2 separate regions of the Mus musculus genome follow, and region 1 is linked to region 2. Evidence: chromatin contacts called from ENCODE Hi-C or POLR2A ChIA-PET data. All regions are on one chromosome and are shown on one strand. The core of a region is the stretch at or near the end of the contact, and the rest is flanking DNA. Distances in the headings are between cores, read along the strand shown. Region 1 has its middle 110 kb from the start of Phactr1. Region 2 has its middle 130 kb from the start of Gm32833.

Region 1 (6,124 bases), core at 35-2,534, 39 kb before region 2:
TGGCATACTTAGGAGTTCCTGGTGCCAAAACAGAGAACGTTCATTCTATCTATCCTTCTAAGTCAATTTTTTTTTCAAATACCTTTATCTTGGTGAGTCCACCATTTATCTTTTAGGAAATCTATGGGAACTGGCAAGTACCCAGGCTGGGTGTGCTTGAAGGATGCTGAAACCTGCTCACTTGAAGCTTCCTTCCCTAAGACCTTCCCACCCAGATCCATCTTTCCCTTTGTCGGATCCACAGAGATGGTACAGCTGGTTTTTAATCTGATCTTACCCAGGGCTATTCACCCACCAATAAAAGTGAACAGCCACCCTCCCCTATACCACCTGTTCTTCGGTTGTTAGAGGGTCCTTTGCTTCTTTTGCTTCTGTTTAAGTTTTTCTTTTCTCTCTTTCCCTCACAAACCAGTATCCATCAGAAGGCTATGCCCAAATTAAGATTTTGAAGAAAAGAAAGGAGGAGAAGGAAGAGGAAAAGGAGGAGGGGGGAGAGGAGGAGGAGGAGGGAGGAGGGGGAGGGGGAGGAAGAGGAGGGAGGAGGAGGGAGGAGGAAGAGGAGGGGGAGGAGGAAGGAGGAGGGAGGAGGAAGAGGAGGAGGGGGAGGAGGAGGAGGAGGAGGAGGAGGAGGAGGAGGAGGAGGAGGAGGAGGAGGAGGAGGAGGAGGCTGCAGCAGCTCCAGCAGCCGCTCAGGAGCACAGGCTCCATATCCTATGGTCTTGTGTTTAGGATAAGGTTTTAAGAAACAATGATTTCTGAGCTGAAACCACGTGTAGAAGAAACAACCTCAGGAGAATTTTGTGAAAATTGCAACATGCTTGGGATGATTGGGCTTTAACTTTGTGTGATCATCAGTCCTAAAAATAGTTTATTTTCTCTTGCTAATACCGTTAGAGAACGCTGATAAAGTCAGCTGAGAGGGTCGAAAGAGGGAAGCTCATAAATCACAGCATTCCACTAATTCAAAAAGCCACAAACTCGCATATTGGGAAATAGCAAAAATTACAGGCCACAAATTCAGTGGTATGAAAGGATAGGAAGTTTCTTACGGAAATCTGCCTGGTCTCTACCTAAATCAACTCTGTAAAATACTAGTTCGCATATACCATAAATTCATCTAGTGTGAAAAAAAAGAAAAGAAAGGCGAGGGAAAGCCCAGGCTTGTTCTCCAGAGTCAAAGCAGCAGGGCTGGAGACTGCCTCTGTACAGAAATGTCTGTCAAGACTGGCTGTGGAATTTGAAGCCTGAAGGAGAAGCGCAAGCATCTGTAGTTCCAGCGCCCCCTACTGGCGATAGGAGGTGGCGACAGGAGAATCCACAGAAGCTCACAGCCAACTAGCTGCATGAAGAGAACCCAAGTCAAACAAGGTGGAAAGTTGATATCAGACACCCAGAAGCTGTCCTCTGACCTACACATGAACACTCGCGCACACTCACACGTACCACTCACGCAAAAAAGTTTAACAGTAACAATGATAATGATAATGGCCCACCAAAAATCTACCCATAGAACTTTGCTCCAAGCGAGAGACTGGGGCGGGGCTTCCTCCGCTTAGGGATGCCTAAGAGGACTAGGAGCCTCCTGCCCCAGATTTGTGATGCTCTCAGTCTTGGTCTGATAAGGTGTCTGCAGTGGGTAGTGGTTAATGCAGAGGCCTTAAGTGTCAGAGTGCTGAGTGTAAATGGATATCAGTGCTTAGCCACGGATTGACCATCTCTATGGCTCTTCACCTCTGCCCACCAAGGCAGAGACAGAATGGAAGTTGGGGGTGAGAGAGCCAAACCGTGGGGAAGAGTGCTGTCTGTGGACATGTGTTTCTGATGCACAGGCAAACTCACAGGAGCTAAAGATACTACATAAGACCTATCCAGGACCAAGCCAGTTCCATCTTGGATAGGGGAGAAAGTACTGAGACCCCACCCCTAGCTGAGAAACGTTTGTCCAGAGCATCTCAGCAAATACTCTGTTTCTTCAGGCTGAGGTAAAAGGCGGAGACTACACTTTCAAACTATTTCTTCTAAAGGCATATGTTTAAAAGCCTGAACTCTGAAAAGCATAGAGGCATTCCACCTTGCTTCTGATGCCTGCTCCTTTGGGGTCCTCAGAGAGCACTGCATTTTAGCACCTAGAAAGAACTTCAAATAGAGTAAAAATATAATACAAGAAAAAGTATTGTTAAAAGTGTGATGTATCCAAGAGAGCCAATAAAACATTTACACGTGGTGGTTTACAAAACAGCAATTAAAAAATAGAGTATTGCCAGCGTTTTTGAAATCACCCTTCGTTCCTGTAAAGCTCAGCAGTGCAGTCCATCCTCTGCATCATTAGAGCCAGCTACTGTCTTTAATTTCCTGTGCAGTTTCTACTCTGAACCAGTTTTACTTTACAGGTTCACTCACCCCCTATCCTGTGTGTGTGTGTGTGTGTGTGTGTGTGTGTGTGTGTGTGTGTGTTTGTGAGAAAGAGAGATAGAGAGAGACAGAGAGACAGAGAGACAGAGAGACAGAGAGAGACAGAGACAGACAAAGAGACAGAGAGACAGAGTAAGACAGAGGGGGGGGGGACAAGCAAGCTGCTTTGGGGAGTCAGCTGACACTTTCATGTAATAAGTAGAGAGAGCTGTCATTCTTTCTTGGATGAGAACAGGCTGTTCTTTTAGGGGGAAAAACACCTAATAAACTATGATGTGTTTTTCAAATATTTAACCAGGGAGAACATCAACACGTGTATAAGGGAAGACATTTAGGAGGAAACCCAGCGCTAGAATTCCACTCCTCGCCCCTTTGTGCCCCACTTCCTCCTATTTTGTGGTCAACACTCTATTATGCAGAGCCTCCTTGAACCACTAATGTTCTAAGGAAGTGCTGAGTGACGTGGGGTTTCCCACACAGGGCAGTCCTGCCAGCCAGGAGGTTTTGGTGGGAGAGGCATCTTGACAAAGCTGTTGTCCCTCAAAACCCTGTCCCTTTACACCATGCCCCATCTGGGGTATCCCAGGGCCCTTGCTCACTTTCTATCCTCTTGTACATTTTCAAACAAATCCTCCCCCTGGATTAAGCTTAAGATGGGACATTTAAAATCGTTTCCTACCAAACTGTCGACAAGGCAAAGAAATAAAGGGATTTGATGGTCTCTGAAAAGGAAGCAGACAGTGAGTGCAGTTGGTTGGTGTGAATTAACTCATTTGTGTTCTATAAGGGACTTAAATGTAAGCAGGAAGAATGACAGTCAGCTGGTATCCTGCATCCCCATCACTCGGTTTTAGAAACAGAACTTCATAGACAGGATTAGTGAAACTTCATAGATTTTGATGGCTGCATGTATTGATGTCTGCTCCAGAGGTAACCAATGGCGTGTGTTTTAGGTCCTTCCGTCTCTGGCTTTCTTTTATAACACACAGATGCAGTCTAAGTCCAACTTACCTTTTGACTTGGGTGGGAATTTATATACACGAAATCCTCCTTACAGTTGTGCTTTCTAAAGCTTCTTTTCTTTTGACCCAAACTCTCCTTCAGGTGTCGCCTTATATCAACTCACCTATACACAATCTTTGGTATTATGTGGTATCCCTTTGTACAGATTAACGTCTTCCACTTCTTATAGACATCCCATTGTTCTGAGCATAAGATTACCTCAGAGAGAGTGCACAGGAGGGTTCAGATGGAAATCTGGGGGTAGATTTTTTTCCCTGTTACACATACTCAAGATTCTTAGATGATAAGCTCAAGCTTGCTAGGTCCTATTCTTTGAATATTCAAAATTCTGGGGAGTCCAAACCTGTTTGCCAAAGTTTTGAACATATATAGGCTCCCGCCAGTCGTCACTCAGCAACCTCAGGACATGAGCTGAAGCCTGGCGCTTTGCTGTTTTGAGTCTGGGGAGTGTGGATTGGAGCCCTCACAGTCCTGCCTACATACATTTCTCTCTTCCTTGAAGAAGATAAGCATCTTTGTGTTCTGAGCCGTGCATCTCTTTCCTTGTCTTTGTAATTCTTTCTGGGGACTTTTTGCTGATTTGTGTGTGTGTGTGTATGTGTGTGTGTGTGTGTGTGTGTGTGTGTGTGTGTGTGTAGCTTTTTCTCCTTTTCTTTAACTTCTTGAATTTAATTCATTGAAACTCATTAATTACAAGAGGCCTAGGGATAGGCAAGTATTTTAGCTTATGTGTATTTTATTTGCATCTGTACATTGTAATATACTATAACCCCATGTTCTTGCTTCGTAGGATATTATTTCACTCTCCTAATGGACCTTACTTGTGTCCTCCATTTTAAAATCATTGCGGTTCTTCAGCATTTCATTTCTAGGTAGGTATTTTTCCCTTGTGGTTTTGTGGTTTGGGCTTCCATATTTATGTTTTCAATTTCTGAGTTCAATGCTTGAAGCATTTAGTGTAAAGAGAGAGTATAATCAAAGGTTTGAAATTGTAGATGTGACATGTATGTGTGTATATATGCATATATGTAAGTATATATATGTATATACACAAACATGAGATATGGTATTATATATATGTGTGTGTGTATATATGTACACACACACACACACAATATCTTATTTTTATTTTTATGGACCTCAAACCCTACCGCTGTGATAAGTCAAGTTTCTACTCTCTGTGGATTTCTTCCTATGTTTCATTTCTTTCACTCTAGCTTTATTTATCAATGCGCAACATCATCTTATTAATATGTTTTTTACTATAATTTTATACGAAGCCTCTATGCCTAAGGGACAACTTATTCTTGTTTTTCTTACTTTCCAGCTATCCATTACTCTTTATTCTTTCAAATAAGTTTCAAAATCACCTTCCTTATGTCCCATGAAGTCTTGTTGGAGACAGAACTGCAATGGCATTACCTTGCAGGCTCCTTTGAGAAGAGCCCAAGTATTATACAGGTACTGTTACTGAAGTATACGACATAGTTTCCATTAGCTGAGTCCTTTCCTAAGCGAAAGAAGTTTTCTGTATTCTTTATATATGCCTTGTGGCTATTTGGTTAGATTTTTATTAATGCACTTTATATAATTGATCATTTTGCAAAATAAACATGCTAAATTGCCCTTCCTCTTTGAGTTTATTTTTGACAACTTCACACACGTCTAACATACCTGCTCATCATTAACACCCCTCCATCCCCCTCTCATTCTTAATTGGTCCACTCCTCCAAATCCCTTTGCTACAATCATGGCTTGGTTTGTGGTCTGTTTTTTGGGTTTCCTTGTTGGGTGTTGTCGTCGTCGTCATCATCGTCATCGTCGTCATTATTGTTGTTGCTGTTTTTGTTGTTTTGAGATCCCCTGAGCATTCACCAGGTCATCTCTGCGATCGAGGGCCTGGCAGGACGCTCCTTCATGGATTTATCTGAGTGTTTCTGCTATGTAGAAAAGTAACACACTCTGATAACTGATTTACCATTAGTCCTTACTTTGAAATGGAACAATTGCTGATGTCTCGAATTTTCACTGTAGATAATGTTATCTCTTCACAATGAGAAGCTGAGACCGGGAATACAGTGTAATATTAGAATTTCACCTAGCTTTCGAGAGCCTGGCTTCTAGCCCCACAACAACAACAAGATTAATACTGAGAGACTGATTCTTTTCCTCAAACCTTTTAAAATGTCTCTTTTCTTTCCCTTTTGTATACACACTTGGGACTTGTATTACACTAAGGAACAACTGAGACTGACTATTGTGGTCATTACAATAAAAAGAAAATTTATATCTTTATCATTATGGATGATGTGTGTACTCTAATTTTATAGATTGGTTTTCTCACAATAAAGACATTTTGTTTATTCCTACTTGATTGATAGTTTATTTTCTTTAACCATTGGCGATGTTTACATTTTATGGGGCGTACACAGCTGTAATTTTACAGTTTAATCTTGTTTTAACTCGCTAAAGCAATTCATTGCAGTAACCCTGAGCTGTGAGTTCCCTATCTGGTTCTGTCCTTGGCTCACTTTTACTGCGAGGTTGTGCAACTCTCTTAAGAATATGCTGGGAAGTAATGTGCCTTTTTCTGTTCGTGAAAAAGCTTAGGTAAGAAATGTTAGCAGTAAAATCTGGCCTGAAGTCCTCACTGTGAGTTGATTTTTAACTACAGATTCAATTGTAGTCT
Region 2 (6,506 bases), core at 3,399-5,898:
AGTTGGGCTCAATTAGTCATAGTTCCTTCAAGACTGAGATTCAAAGGAATCTTGATGAGTGAGGAAGAAATCTGTATGTCAATGTGGTGATTTGAATACACTTGGCCCACAGGAAGTGTTACTATTAAGAATTGTAGCCTTATTGGAGGAAGCGTGTCACCATGTAGGGAGGCTTTGAGGATGCCTCGTGCTCAAGTTCCACTCACTATGGAAGAGGAAGTCTCTCCTAGTTGTCTCATATCAAGACTCTCTGCACCATGTCTGTTCAGACACTGCCATGCTTCCTGCCATGATGATAATGGACTGAACCTCTGAACCTATAATTCAGCCCCAATTAAATGTTGCCCTGGATAAGAGTTGCTTTAGTCATGGTGTCTCTTCATATCACTAGAAACCCAAACTAAGATGGTCAGATAGGGAATAGGGTGAATAAGTAAGTGGTCCTGGAATAAAAGAGCAGTATTCACCAACCTTTGTTATTGGTATCTGTCATTGTGGGCTAAACCTACAGAAGGAACTTTTCTGGACTTCAGCATGTTTGTTCAGGAGAGCTGTTTAATTACAACTGTGATACCCACACGTACAGAAGGATGCTTTAGGAAGAGGGCTTGAGGAATCTGGCTGTATAGAAATCTGCAGTTATTAGATATGGCATCACCATCACCTGGGAGTTTGTTAAAATATTATATAAATGCTGGTACTGGAGAGATGACTTGGAGGATAGGAATGCTTCCTGCTCTTCCAGAGTTCTGAAGTTTGGTTCTCAGCACCCAAGTAGATTGGCTAACAACTGTCTATAATGTCAGCTCCAGGGATCCATGGCCTTTCGAGTGCACGCACATGCACATGCATACGCACATGCACACACACACACACACGCGCGCGCGCGCGCGCACACACACACACACACACACACACACACACACACACACGGGGCCTGCCATAGAGTGTGGTTGATACATCCAATGGCACTCCATTGGTGAAAATGGATTTTTGTTCTCTCAGTAGCTATGAACTGAGAATAGCTTCATTGTTAGGGGTGGAACTTTGTGCTCAGTTCCTCTCTCAATGCTGGGGCTTTGTTTGGCTCCAACTTGTCCAGGCCCGTGTGACAGCTCCATTTTTATGACAACCTACAAGACATGTCTTTCTAGGTACCTCTCTGGCATACAAACAAATACTTTAGGGAGATAACCAATAATCTAACTCATCATTTTCCTTTCTCTTCTCCAGTGCAGGAAAGGTAGAGTCACAAGGATGTCTCCAATTGTAATACACATTGTGAAGTACCATGCGCTAATTGTGCCACTACTGTGACATTCTTATCTGATTTTTCATATAGAGACAGGCCTTGACTTACAAAACCTTGATGTGTAATTTTTTTTACTTACCATGGTGTCAAAACATAGCGCAAGGTTTGATTTGGTTTTGTTGTTGGAACAGCCACACACAATTCCATCCTTGCCCCTGAGAGTGTGCAGTAGCAGTGACCTCAGCTCCCAGTCAGCCTCTGATACTAGGATAAAAAACTGACACTCTACAGTGTGCTGTGTAACTTAGCTAGGATGCTCCACAAGTTATAGGTACTAGATACAGTTCAGAGATGTGCTATTTACAAAATAACGTGCTTTAGGAAATAACACCACTGTTATTCAAGGAACATGAGCACATTAATGTATCTTTTTAAAATCTTATTTTATTTTCAATGTCTCTTGTGCTATTATTTTAATGCAGCCTATGAACATCTCAGTGTCAAGACGTTACTATTTGTTACATGTCATACAAAGCTGGCTAGGATGAGGGCATTTGTCACCTCTCTATGAGTTTAAATATTCTTTCCCAGTTAGCATAGCAGGACTCCATGGTCCATCTCTCATCTCTGGCTTTGCTATGGAACAAGCAGAAGTCCTTCAGGCAGGGGATTAGGTTGTCCTTAGCCCCCAGGATCTGAAAAAGTGTACATGCTAAAGGGTTTTGGCCCTTCTGGTTCCAGACCCCTGGGTCATTCCTAAAACATGGAACAACAATGAGTTTTTCTGCCTACTTCATTGTTGTCTCAAAAATATTTCCCCATTTGCACAGGTGTGTTTTACAAAAAGGTGAATGTAATGTGAATCATATTTCTGTCCCAGGCCAATATTTTATGGACGCTTATTGAAATTCTTCAGAACAAAAAAACTGGCCTCACCTGCAAATCTAGTTTGAAATCAGATTTTTTTTCCTTTAAAAATGAGTTATCTGTGTCCATCTCCTTGAAAAGGTGAGCCCTAGCAAATGTGTGGGAAAGATTTACCTGCCTCCTAGATTACAGATGTCTGCCACCACATCTGGCTTTATATATAAAAAAAAATTGTTTTCATTTTAAACTCTGTGTATGTGTGTTAACTGTCTTTATTCTCTCTCTCTCTCTCTCTCTCTCTCTCTCTCTCTCTCTCTCTCTCTCTCTCTCCATATATGTGTGTGTGTGTGTATTGTTATGGTTATGTGCACATAAGGGTGGATGTGGTGCCTTGGAAGCTAGAGGCATAATACTTCCCCACCTTGCTCCTGAAGATGGAGGTCATGGGCCATTGTGAGCCACCTGATATGGCAAATTCAGGTCCCCTAAAAGAAGAGCAATACTCACTCTTAGCTGAAGAACTAACTCTCTAGTCCCCACATCTGGCTTTTTGCTGGATTCTAGAAAGCAAACTCAGGATATTAGTTTGGAAAGCAAGTACTTTACCAACCGAGCCATGTCCCTAGCACTGAAGCATCTTGGTACAGGACTCAATATGTGCTGAGATTCACCTGTGTATGATCTTGTGATATGCTAAATCTCCTCTTACTACAGACCAAGGTAAACAAGTTGTGCAACTAGCACAGTTGACATGAGTTAAGGAGAAAGCCAGAGAATCACTACCCCAAATTAGTAACCAGAGGTGATGTGTTTTCATAGGCAAATATCTGATATATGGGGCTAACAACGGAGCTTTGGCAGTAGACTTAACATAGCCAAGCTTGTGAAAACACAAGTAAGCCAAACCACACCACTACATACTAGGAATTTTTGGAAACATAGTGGAACATTCCAAGATAAAATATTAGGTCATTTCAGGGCTTGAGGTGGGGCATTCAGAGCTCAGTCAGTTCTCAAATGGTTGTTGTTGATGATGTTTTCTGGAGATCTACCATGTGTACTTGGGTAGTAGGAAGAACAACGGATGACTCTTCAGGACTTGTTAAGTATTTTTTTTTCCATCCAAGTACTTATTGAGTGCCTACTAATTACATGGCCCTATGGTGATGAATCCTGGGTTGTAATGGGAAAAAATAGACAATGTCCTGCATGCATCAATCTGTAACCATTGTTCTGCTCTGCTGGATAGTTTGGATTGAGTAATTTTTCTCTTCTTGCTCTTGGCCTCTAATTTTGTTAGAAGAAACCATCTAATTCCAAGCGTCTTTAGACTCAGGGTGTCTGTGATCTAGAATTGGAGAATGGGTACTTCTTTGTGAATGGGAAAGAACTGCAATGTCCAGAATTTCTGAAGTCTTAGTGTAGTGAACCAATATGAAGGGAACCTGAGGAATTTGAATGCAGCATTTCCACAGGTATGACAGTGTATGAGTTTGGGGACCTTTTTGTGTGAATGGAGATAAAGGCTTGGGGTCATAGGTATATCCCCCATGTTTTCCCTCCTCCCTGTCTTTCTCCTAGTGGCACATGAATTCTGAGCTTCAAAGACCTTCCAGAATGATAGTTACACTCCTAACCATATGTTTTTGGTGTTCAACAAGTCTCAGGACTGCACAACTTATGCCATTTAGTAATTCATATTGCTCCTTTTTGAGATATTTCACTGGGTAAAGAAAAGGGAAGCTACTGTGCTTCCTCTCTAGTTAGAAGCTCATCATGTATGCTTCTTTGGAATCAGTCCATAGCTGTGCTTCAGTGACCTGGAGTATGAGGTGGATAATAAACTCCAAATGGTTTTCTACTGTTTTTGTTGGTGGTGGTGGTGTGTGTATGTGTGTATGTGCACACATGTGTGTACACTATGTGTGTATATGTGTACATATGTGTATATAGATGTGTGTGTATGTGTGCATGTTGTTAGGAACACAAGCTTAAAATGTTTCACCAAGTTTCTGTGCATATTGAATCAAGTTGTTCTGAATTTCCATGTTCTCAGGGTCAGCCTGGGTTCATCCATTAATACAAGGAACACAAATATATTCTCAGTGCCATCACTGACTTGATATTGAAAGAATGAAACCCCTACAGACACAGGACCTACCCAAAAGATAGCACTCCCCCACATCACCACATCTCCTTCCTGGACTCATTTGCAATTTGCAGCTTGCTCAGGAATTGCACCGCCAGTCCCTGAGGCTCTGGACATCTGTTTCCTTACCACTCATTTCATGTTCCTTTTCATTTCCCCAAGCTCCTTCTTGCAAAGCATCCGCCTTGACACCAGGGAGCAGAGTCGAATGTGGTTATTTTTAATTCTTGCACAGCTCTGTGCAAACTTCTTTAAATTGGGACAAATATTTAATTTTTTTTCAGAGATTCACCAGAGACTTATTACATAGCCTAAAAAGAGCATCTGTGTAGAAAAAAAACATGATGTGGTATGTTTGTGTCTCTTATGAATCCAGGAGAATGAGTCAGTACCGCAAAACCGTTAATGAAAGCAGTGGCTCATTAGAAAGTGGTTACTCTAGACTGGAGTGTCTGGGAGATAATTTTGGCTCTTGCCCGTTGGTTTGCAATGCTTTGTTTTAGATAGGAGCTCGGCTCTATGAGAATAAAATAGTCAAAGACATTTGGTAATGGAGAAAATGGTCCAAGTTCAGGTAATGGTTTCTCAGCTATTTTAATGGGAGTCCTAACCTGCCTGTTGTTGTTTTGTTTTGTTATGGTAACGAAAGAGATCCTGAAGGACTGGCCTTACTTTCCAACTGGATTTGGAAGACAGATAGATGCCCTGTATTTACTGCAGTTGGTGCTACATTTAAACTGTTTGTAACTAGCTAGCAAGCAAGAAGACAGGGAAACTAAGGCACAAAATAATATGGACAACGATCTGTCCATACACTGAGTGACCGGCACCCTAAGAAACAGGTCCAAGCTACTTGACTCATCACCTGGAGCACCCAATCTCACTAATGTGGAGTGGACTAGGAAAGGGACACACCTGGGTTCAAATCCCAGCTGTCACTTGGATATAAGGTGGCCTTAGTAAAGGACTTCCCTGAGCTTCTGTATTCTTCTAGGTAAAAGTATGGTAATAAAACCCATCTCAGACAGGTGCTGTGAGGCTAATAAAGCGATATCCCATTAATTCCATGTGTGGAGTGGATCTGAGAGCTTAATAAATGATTGGCATTTATCATCATATCTCCTCCATCAGTTACTTTTCTTAATGGTTTCCACTGTAAAATAAACACCCAAAGAAACCCTGAGCATTGCTATTGGAGTGGCTTAACAGTACTACATATATGAATGACAAAGGCAGAGCACTGGCATAGGGCAAGAACCTGGCTGCTAAGCATGGGACCAAGACTCAGCCACACTAAATGCACTGAGAAACCTGACCAATGCAGATGCGGATGCTCAAAGACATCCATCAGACTGAATGAACATGGGGACCCCAATGGAAGAGTTAGGGGAAGGACTGAAGAAGCTGAAGGGTATTTCAGCCCCATAGGAGGAACAACAATATGAACCAACCAGTATCCCCCCCCCCCAAGAGCTCCCAGGGACTAAACCACCAACCAAAGATTTCACATGGACGGACCCGTGGCTCCAGCTGCATATGCAGCAGAGGATGGCCTTGTTGGGCATCAATGGGAGGAGAGGCTGTTGGTCCTGTGGAGGTTTGATGCCCCAGCATAGGGAGATGCTGGAGCAGTGAGGGGAAGTGGGTAGGGGAGCATCCTCATAGAGGCAGGGGCAATGGGGGATGGGATAGGGGGTTTGCAGAGAGGAAACAGGGAAGGGGGGACAACAATTGAAGTGTAACTAAAAAAATAACCAATAATAAAAAATAATAATTAAATCAGTCTTTCCTCGGTCCCCCATTCCCTCTTTCTTTCTCTATCTTCACACATCCTCCTCCCTCCTTTGCCTTCTGAGTGCTTTCCATTTTAAAGTTAAAACCTGGTTCCGGTCATTACTTATTGCTCATGTCAGATTATGGAATTTAATTGTTCTTTTTTTATATCATGCATTACTTTCATATGTAGCATTCACATTTTTACTTTTTAAAAACCTTTCTTCAGCTTCTCCTCTTCATTTCCTATGAACCTGTAAAATAAGTGTGTCTTCTACTGATGAGGTCAAGGCTTTGGGACAGTCATATCCTAGAGAGGTATTTGTCGCCATTTTCTGACATATTAATTTTCTTAGCAATCTATGCTCTGAGATTTCAACTTATATTTATTAAGCCCAATAGATGTCACATTCTTAAACAACATCTCCTTGGCAATCCTCTCATGGGACAAAGGAGAAGAAACAC

Evidence for each region. Hi-C counts contacts between places; a loop is a spot of excess contacts on that map. ChIA-PET counts read pairs that join two places held with the same protein, here RNA polymerase II (POLR2A).
Region 1: a loop to region 2 is called in a map of heart, with 2.1 times the contacts of the local background. The contact joins two enhancer-like sites. A Hi-C loop is called at or near these places in 1 of 37 maps with a recorded cell type or tissue (heart). POLR2A ChIA-PET finds 5 or more read pairs at or near these places in 1 of 5 experiments (Patski).

What each region holds. Positions count from the first base shown.
Region 1 is chr13:42,571,058-42,577,181 of GRCm38, reverse strand. No RefSeq gene overlaps it. Among named protein-coding and RNA genes, the nearest start is that of Phactr1, 110 kb to the left of the region's middle. Within about 2 kb of position 1,284, at least 1 of the 3 ENCODE cell types and tissues checked has a DNase peak (open chromatin) inside an H3K27ac peak, as active enhancers do.
Region 2 is chr13:42,534,875-42,541,380 of GRCm38, reverse strand. No RefSeq gene overlaps it. Among named protein-coding and RNA genes, the nearest start is that of Gm32833, 130 kb to the right of the region's middle. Within about 2 kb of position 4,648, at least 1 of the 3 ENCODE cell types and tissues checked has a DNase peak (open chromatin) inside an H3K27ac peak, as active enhancers do.